Linked DNA regions of Homo sapiens: region 2 is linked to region 1. Evidence: chromatin contacts called from ENCODE Hi-C data. All regions are on one chromosome and are shown on one strand. Each heading gives the region's core, a stretch centred on a gene start or an enhancer-like site at or near the end of the contact. The rest is flanking DNA. Distances are from core to core; before and after follow the strand shown.

The links. Hi-C counts contacts between places; a loop is a spot of excess contacts on that map. Pooled maps may share reads with other maps.
Region 2: a loop to region 1 is called in a pooled map, with 2.1 times the contacts of the local background. The contact joins the promoter of ADIPOR1 here to the promoter of SHISA4 in region 1. A Hi-C loop is called at or near these places in 1 of 168 maps with a recorded cell type or tissue (psoas muscle) and 3 of 50 pooled maps.

The regions. Positions count from the first base shown.
Region 1 is chr1:201,886,981-201,890,738 of GRCh38, reverse strand. SHISA4 (shisa family member 4) reads right to left here and starts at 1,841. Exons shown (of 5, transcript NM_198149.3): 1 at 1,672-1,841; 2 at 1,123-1,294; 3 at 152-285. The coding sequence starts at 1,744. RefSeq lists enhancers at 1,704-1,998, 1,839-2,348.
Region 2 is chr1:202,957,009-202,960,542 of GRCh38, reverse strand. It overlaps ADIPOR1 (adiponectin receptor 1), which reads left to right and starts at 2,231. Exons shown (of 8, transcript NM_015999.6): 1 at 2,231-2,358. RefSeq lists silencers at 1,653-1,702, 2,003-2,562.

The DNA of each region.
Region 1 (3,758 bases), core at 592-3,091:
CAAGCATTTTTCTGGGTTTTCATGCTGGCAGGTGTGTGTATACAGAAGCACATACTACTACAGAATTTACCCAATCCATGAACTCTCTGCTGCCCATTATTGGACTTAGCCCAGCCCATCTGAGGCCCTTCTTGCCCAGTACTGGGTGTACCTTCAAATGGGCTCTGGAGCTGCTGGCGCCGGCGGTACAGGTAGCAACAGGAACAGAGGAAGCAGCAGATGGTGGTGGCAACCACAGCAACAAAGAGGATCACAGCTGAGGCGATGCCTGCTATGGTCTTGGGGCTTTAGACAAAGAACAGGTCCTCTCACCTTCCAACACTCATAGGACGGAGTCCTCATTATGCTGGCTCCAACTCCTGGCCAGCAGGGGGGCCATGGCATGCTGAGATTTGGGGTTCCTTGTGGGGCTCTGCCCAGTCCCTGTGAAGGAGATCTTAGAGGACCTCCACTTCCCAGAAGGCTATGCTGCCTGGCTGGCTAGTGTGAAGCATACGGGGATTTGCAGTGCGCCCCCAACCATTGCTTTTATATCTACAACTTAAATGATTAGACATACAGCATAACACTGAAAGGAGCCTTAGAAATAATCTAGAGCCATTTTTTCCAAACCCCGCTTCAATCAGAAGTCTCTATATCTATTTTATATATGATATATTAAAAAAAAGTTTGACAACCACTAATTTGGCAAGCAATGACCCATAGAAGGCAAGTGTCTTCTCCAAGATCACACAGCTAGTAAGAAGTGGACCTGGGAATCAAACCCAAGTCTCCTGCCTTTGTGCCAGAGCTTCTTCCACAAAGCTACACTGTCGTCCGGGTGTTAACCTTGAACCCTCCCTCCCCATGACCTGGCAGGACCAAAGGGAGGGCTCCAGAAAGAACCTGGAAACCCCGGGCCCAGTCAAAGCCTATGAAGGTAACTAACATGCCTTTTCTGGAACTCCCAGGCACCAGCACCTAAGCACCTAGCTCTGCCGCCAGGCTTGAGTCCTGGTGACTCTATTCAGCTAAGAATGTGGAGGTCGACAACGGAGGAGGCAGGAGTCCGGGAGGGAGGAAGAGGAGGCCTCTGGAGAAAAGGATAGAGGAGGTGGTGAGGGTGAGGAGGCAGGAACCCACCTGAAGGCCAGGCAGTGCTTCTGCTGCCTCTCGGTGATAAGCAAGGTCAGGTCCCTGCAGCAGTACCGATGGTAGCAGGTCCCGCAGCAGAAGGTGAAGAACTCGCAGTTAAACCCCGGATGCCAGGAGCCATTCCGGTCCAGGTACCACAGGCAGTCCTCGCCGGCCAGCACTGCGGGCAGGGATTGGGGGTGCCCAGTGGCCACCAGGCCAGTTCATCCCCAGCCGCGCTCGGCCCCACTCCCCCGGCGGTCCCCAGCCTGACGGCTCCCGAACACTGAGGGTTGCCCCTTGTCTCCACCCTGAGGGTCTCAGCCCCAGAGCCCCCGAGGCCTCTGCCTGAAGCTGACCCTGCACCCCGGGATCAGCCTCCCATGGCCCAGCATCCTGGAGCTCCCTCTTCCCGCTTCTTGAGGACCCAGCAACACCCAAGGCTCCCGTGGCAGCCGGAGGGTCTCGGAGAAGCCCCGAGCCCAAGCCCCTCGGATCGGTCCCTCCCCTTCCTCCGCCCCCATCCCACTCCTGCCGCATCTCTCCCCATCCCCTTACCCAGGGGAGCCCCCAGCACCAACAGAGCGATTGCGGTGAGCGGCGCGGCCCGGCGGAGCCCCGCGGGTGGCATGGTGGGGGCTGGGCGCGGCCGGGGTCGGGCCTCCCAGAGAAGGGACCGCAGGACCAAGCCGGCCAGCTGGAGCTGCGGCGGGGCCCAGCCCGCGGCCAGGCTCGGGCTCCTCTTCCGCCTCCTCTGGGGGTGGGACTAAGCGCCCCGCCCGCGCTAACCCAGCCGGCGCGGCTCCGCGCAGCGCCCAGGAGTCCACCCACCAGCGACGCCCACCTAGCCTCTGGAGCTGGGTGCCCCTCACCCAGCAGAGCACTGCCCTGCTCCCCCTGTCCCCGGCTCCGCGGTGGTTCCTCCCATCCGAGCCACCATGGGCACTGCGGGCAGTTGGGCACTGCGGCCAGGGAAGCCTGGCTGTGTCCTGGACCCGCCCCCGGCCTGGGCCCAATCACTATGCTGGACTCCAGAAGCCCTGATCCTGGTGCCACCTCCGAATGCCCAGACACATGGGCCAACCCTGGAGGAGCAGGGCTGGACCTTCACTTGTGGGGGACCTCCTCTGCCGCGTCCAGCCTGGGACATCCTGTCGGGGGCGGAGAGGGAAAGAGGCTGGATGTCACCCCGCCCCCATTCCCAGAACACAAGCACTCATTGAGAGGCATTCAGAGTGGCTTTGTCCCCAGCGGTGCCCACAGGCCTGAACCCTGCCAGCTGCACTGGCTCCCTACGATGGACCCTTCCCCCTTCAAGTGGACAGAGCTGGCATGCACCAGCCCATGGCCTCACTAGCAGGGAAGGCAGGCTGCTGGGGCCACCTGGGGCCCATCCAGTTAAACACTCTTCACAGTGAAAGCCCTTCACAGAGCAAGCCTGTACTGCAATAGCCACCGGAGCATAGGGAGGGCAACAGTTAATTTCAGGTGGGCAACAGTTAATTCCAGGTGGAGACAGTGTTTTAGGATGGGAGAGGTCAGTCTTCACAGGTTTATACTGAGTGCCAGTGACTATGCCCCATGCTACATGAGGTACCCTCCGAGGAACTGCAAATTAAGCCAGGGAGATCATCAAAAGCCTACCTTAATCCCCTGCCATGTACACCCTTTCACACACTTCTGGGCTTCCACATCTACCTCACTGGAATCTTTCCACAACTCCATGAACTAAGCAAGGTTCATCAGTGTTATCAATCGCATTTCACAGACTGAGAAACTAGGACTCATGGAGGTTAAAGAACTTGTTCAAGGTAATACAGCCAGTAAATGGTAGAGGCATCAGGAAGACCCAAATCTAAATCAGGGTTGATCCCCAGCCGCAACAGCAGACAGTGTAGACAGTGAGTATTTCTTGTGTTCTGGGGTGAGAGAATCAGGACAGGTCCATGGAAGGCCCAGTAGAATCTTAGTAGGTTAGGGAAGGACAGCCGAAAGAGGAGCTACCCCATCCTGGGCCCCTGTGGGTGCTGGCACACCTACCCAAGAGAGCTGGAATAGGAGAGGATAGGCTCCTGCCCCAGAAAGTTGCTGGTAGCCTGATGGGCAAGAGTATGTCCTCACGCAGGACACAGTCATAAATGCAGCAGCAGGGACAAAGAGAAACGCCTCTGAATCCAGCACCACCTACTCAGTGTGCCCATTGCCATCCATCTCCTCTTTCCTACACTAAAAGCTCCATGACTGCAGGGACCACGTGGCTGTGTTCAATGTGGCCATCCAGCCCTAGCCATCAGTGTTGTCATTGTTGGTTGAATCATCTTCAGATAAGGGACTGTCTTTCCTGCCCAGAGCTGAATCTCCCATGTGTACCCTTGACCCCTGCTGATTTGTCTCTTCATTATCCCATCTCTTTAGTGTCTTTAGCTTCTCACACCTTACCAGCTTCTTTTCCCTAGGAAATCTCAAGTCTCTCCTATTTAAAGCAAAGCAAAGCAAAGCAAACCAAACCAAACCACATCCTTCCTAAAACTCATCCCTCTCTAGCTACTTTCCTGCTTTTTTCTCCAACTAGCCTTCCTCAAAGTGTATACCCCTAGTTGACACGCCCTCCTCAAAGTGTATACCCCTAGTTGACACTTCCAGCT
Region 2 (3,534 bases), core at 982-3,481, 1.1 Mb before region 1:
GCTGGGATTACAGGCGTGAGCCACTGCGCCCGGCCAACAAGTGACAAATAATTATAACAGTGTGACTAATACCATAGCAGAGGTACATACAAAGTGCAGCTGGGAAGAGGTTGAGAAAGATTCAGAAAGGGAGGAAGGGGGGAAAGAGAGGTAACATTTTTGACAGCCTGGGCAACATAGTGAGACCCTATCTCTACAAAAATAAAAAATTAACTGGGCATGGTGGCACGAATCTGTAGCCCAGCTACTTGGGAGGCTGAGTTGAGAGGATCCCGTGAAGCCCAGGAGTTCGAGGCTGCAGTGAGCTATGATCTTATGATCACACCACTGTACTCCAGCCTAGGTGACAGATTGAGAGCCTGTCCCTAAAAATACAAACAAAAATGGTTTTGAGTTAACAGCCATGTACCAAGTACTGTGCTAAGTACTCGATCTACATCACATAATTTAATCCTTATGATAATCATGTGAGCTGAAGATTAATAATTTACCAAAGGTCATACAGCTGGTCAGTGGCTGACAGAGCCTAAATGTGAATTTAGGATTGTCTGAGGCCAAAGTCAAACCTAGAAGTGGGCATTGTAAACTGCTGGCATCTTGCAGCAGACAATGAGAAGGGCAGTCCAACAGAAGGATCAGCATGTGCAACAGCCTGGAGGAATGAAAGAGAAGTTCACTTCAGAGAACTAGTTCACCAAGGCCCAACATGCCAGAGGGAAAATGGAGAATGATGAGGCCTTAGAAGTTAGAGCCAGCTCGCAAAGAGCCTCGAAACACTATGCTGAAGAAACCTGGACTCAATCCTGTGGACAGTGAAAAGTTTCTGAGGGTTTTATACAAATGGCAACACGGTAATAGCTAACATTTATAAAGCACTTACCATTGGCTAGGCCTCATAATAAGAGCCTGCATGAATTATCTCACTCAATCCTGACAAAGACCCAATGAAATAGTATTATTTTATTCCCACTTTTCAGATGAGGTAATTATCATTTGGAGGGGTTCAGTAATGTGCTCAAGATCATAGACTGGCCTGGGACAGAAGCTTGGCTCTATGTGACTCCAGAGCCCATGCTTTTAACTAGGACCAAGAGAATTAACCCCACGTCCCTGAAGCACCTATATCAGATTACAATGAGTCACTTTCTCTGCCTCTAGAATGGCACTAGTTGCACAGTGAGCTATGATATGATTGCACCACTGCATTCCAGCCTAGGTGACAGTAAGAACCTGTCCCTAAAAAAGAAAAATTAAAAATTTTTTTGAGTTAACAGCCATATTGAGGTACTGTGCCAAGTACTCTATCTACATCAGATAGTTTAATCCTTATGATAATCCTGTGAGTTAAAGGTTTGCTCACAAGAGGAAGATTGACATTGCTTTTCTGCTTTTCAGCAACTGTGTATTGCTGTATCTGGGGCTCCAGAGCATGGGGCTCTAGAGTCACATAGAGCCAAGCTTCTGTCCCTGGCCAGTCTGTGACCTTGAGCATATTAGTGAACCCCTCCAAATGATAGTTACCTCATCTGAAAAGTGGGAATAAAATAATACTATTTCATTCTTGGGAGAAATGAGAAAATGGCCAGACCCTGAAATCCCCTTCTGTGTTGTGTGGTTCAGACAAGGGCTGCACTACCCTATGTTGTCTCGCGATCTGCACTCTAGGTGCCTGTGGGAGCAGGAACTGGGGCACGGGTTCACCAGCAAGAGTAGTTAGAAACAATTCTGCTCTCTGATAAGAAAATAACAGGAGGCAGACTGAGGTCTAGCCCAGGGCCTGGCACATGGTAGGGGCTCAATAAATAGTTTGTGGAAGGGAAGGAAGGACCATGCGGTTGAAGAAGAGATTAAGAAGTGTTTCAGAGGTGAAACGACTAGCCTTGGGGACAGAGGAGATGAGATAAGGTGTATGGTAGAAAATTCAGCATTCCCTCCCGACGTTCTGTCTCATTCTCTGAAATTTCTTCTCCATCACGCACTTCAGGCTGCGATAACGAGGTGGAGTGTAGAATCCGACGAACGTCCTCTACCCCGGGGCGGGTGGAGGTTACCTGGCTGCGGCGGGGAGGTGGGCAGGCGGCAGGGAAGGCGGGGCAGCAGGGCGGGGCCCGGGGCGGGAGGTGTGGCCGGCGGGCGCGGGCCTGTGATTGGGACTCCGCGAGAGGGCCTAGGATTGGAGGGCCCAGGCAGAGCCCGCGAGGAGGTGACGCGGCTGCGGAGGTGACGCGGGAGGTCGCGCGCCCCTTCCGGCGCGGGGAGGGCGCTGAAGATCGGGGCCGCTCGGCCGCAGGCCGCCTCCAGCGCCGCGGGATGTAGCGCGGGGGACCGCGGCCCCCAGCAGAGCCCGCCTGCCCGGCTGTAAGTCTCCCAGGGGCTGCGCGGTGGGCAGGGACTCGGCGGGAGCGCGGGGACCCCGGGGGCCCCGACCCAGGCCTGCGGAGGAGACAGCTGTTGGGGGAACCCGCTCCGACTTGCCAGGGGGCTCGGGCCCCAGCCAAGGAGCCGCCTGGCCTCCAGGCATCCAGCCGGTCAGGTTGTAAACATTTCCGGCCCCTCCCACTGCGCGCCGCCTCCGAGGCGGCCTAGGTGCGGTGGGCGCTCGTCCCCGGCTGTCCCCCGACTCCCGGCAGTCCTGTGAGTGCTGCGCCTTTAGCCCCACGGGGTGGAGATGCATGGGTTCCCCAGATCGGGACCAGAGAGCCAGAGTTAAGCCTGGCCCCGAGGCCGCCGCGCGTGGGGAGGGAGGGCTGCGGGCCTAGGTCGCGAACCGCCTCTCAGCGGGGAACAGCCGCATTGGGTTGCCAGGAAGCCCTAAGGTTCCTCCACCAACAATCTTTGGCAGGTCAAGTCCTGACAGTGCCCTCACTTTGATGGGGTGGGAAGGGAGGTTGGTGATCGCTCTGCAGGGTTAAGGTAATCCTGAAGGCTGAAATGCGGGGCAGAATCGAAGGTACTTTGGGGGAAAATGAAATTTCATTACCTTAGGTATCTAGGATTGATGTATTCTATCTTCTGTTTGAGAATTTTGGTCTTCAAGCCTTCGATTTTTAAGAAAATAGATAAGTGTTTTTTTTCCCTCAGTTTCTGGTGCTCTTTGGGAGAATGGGAAACTGACAAGGCCAATTTCAGTTTACACCGTTTCAGATGTCAAAGGAGCGCTAGGAGGCCATGGTACTTTACTAGATTAACCATAGTACTTCCCTCAAGTGATTCAGAAGACGGGCTAGAAAATACAGCGGAGAATACATAGGCTGCCATCTACAAAACAAATGATTGTAATGGCTGGTTCTTTTCTGAAATGAAGTAATAGTGGGGTCGGTTCACTGCTTTTCTCTTTTCCTAGTAGTTGGGTAGGCTACGATGGTGCAACTTCGGTTCCTGAGGTTGTATACTATCTGTATACTGCCAGGAATTTAGGGTGGTGCTAAACAGATTGCAATGTCAGGGTACCGGCTTGCAGCTACTAAATGTATTTACTCCAGGAATAACTTTTATGTACCCATATTGTGATTTGCACTTGGGAAATCAGTCATA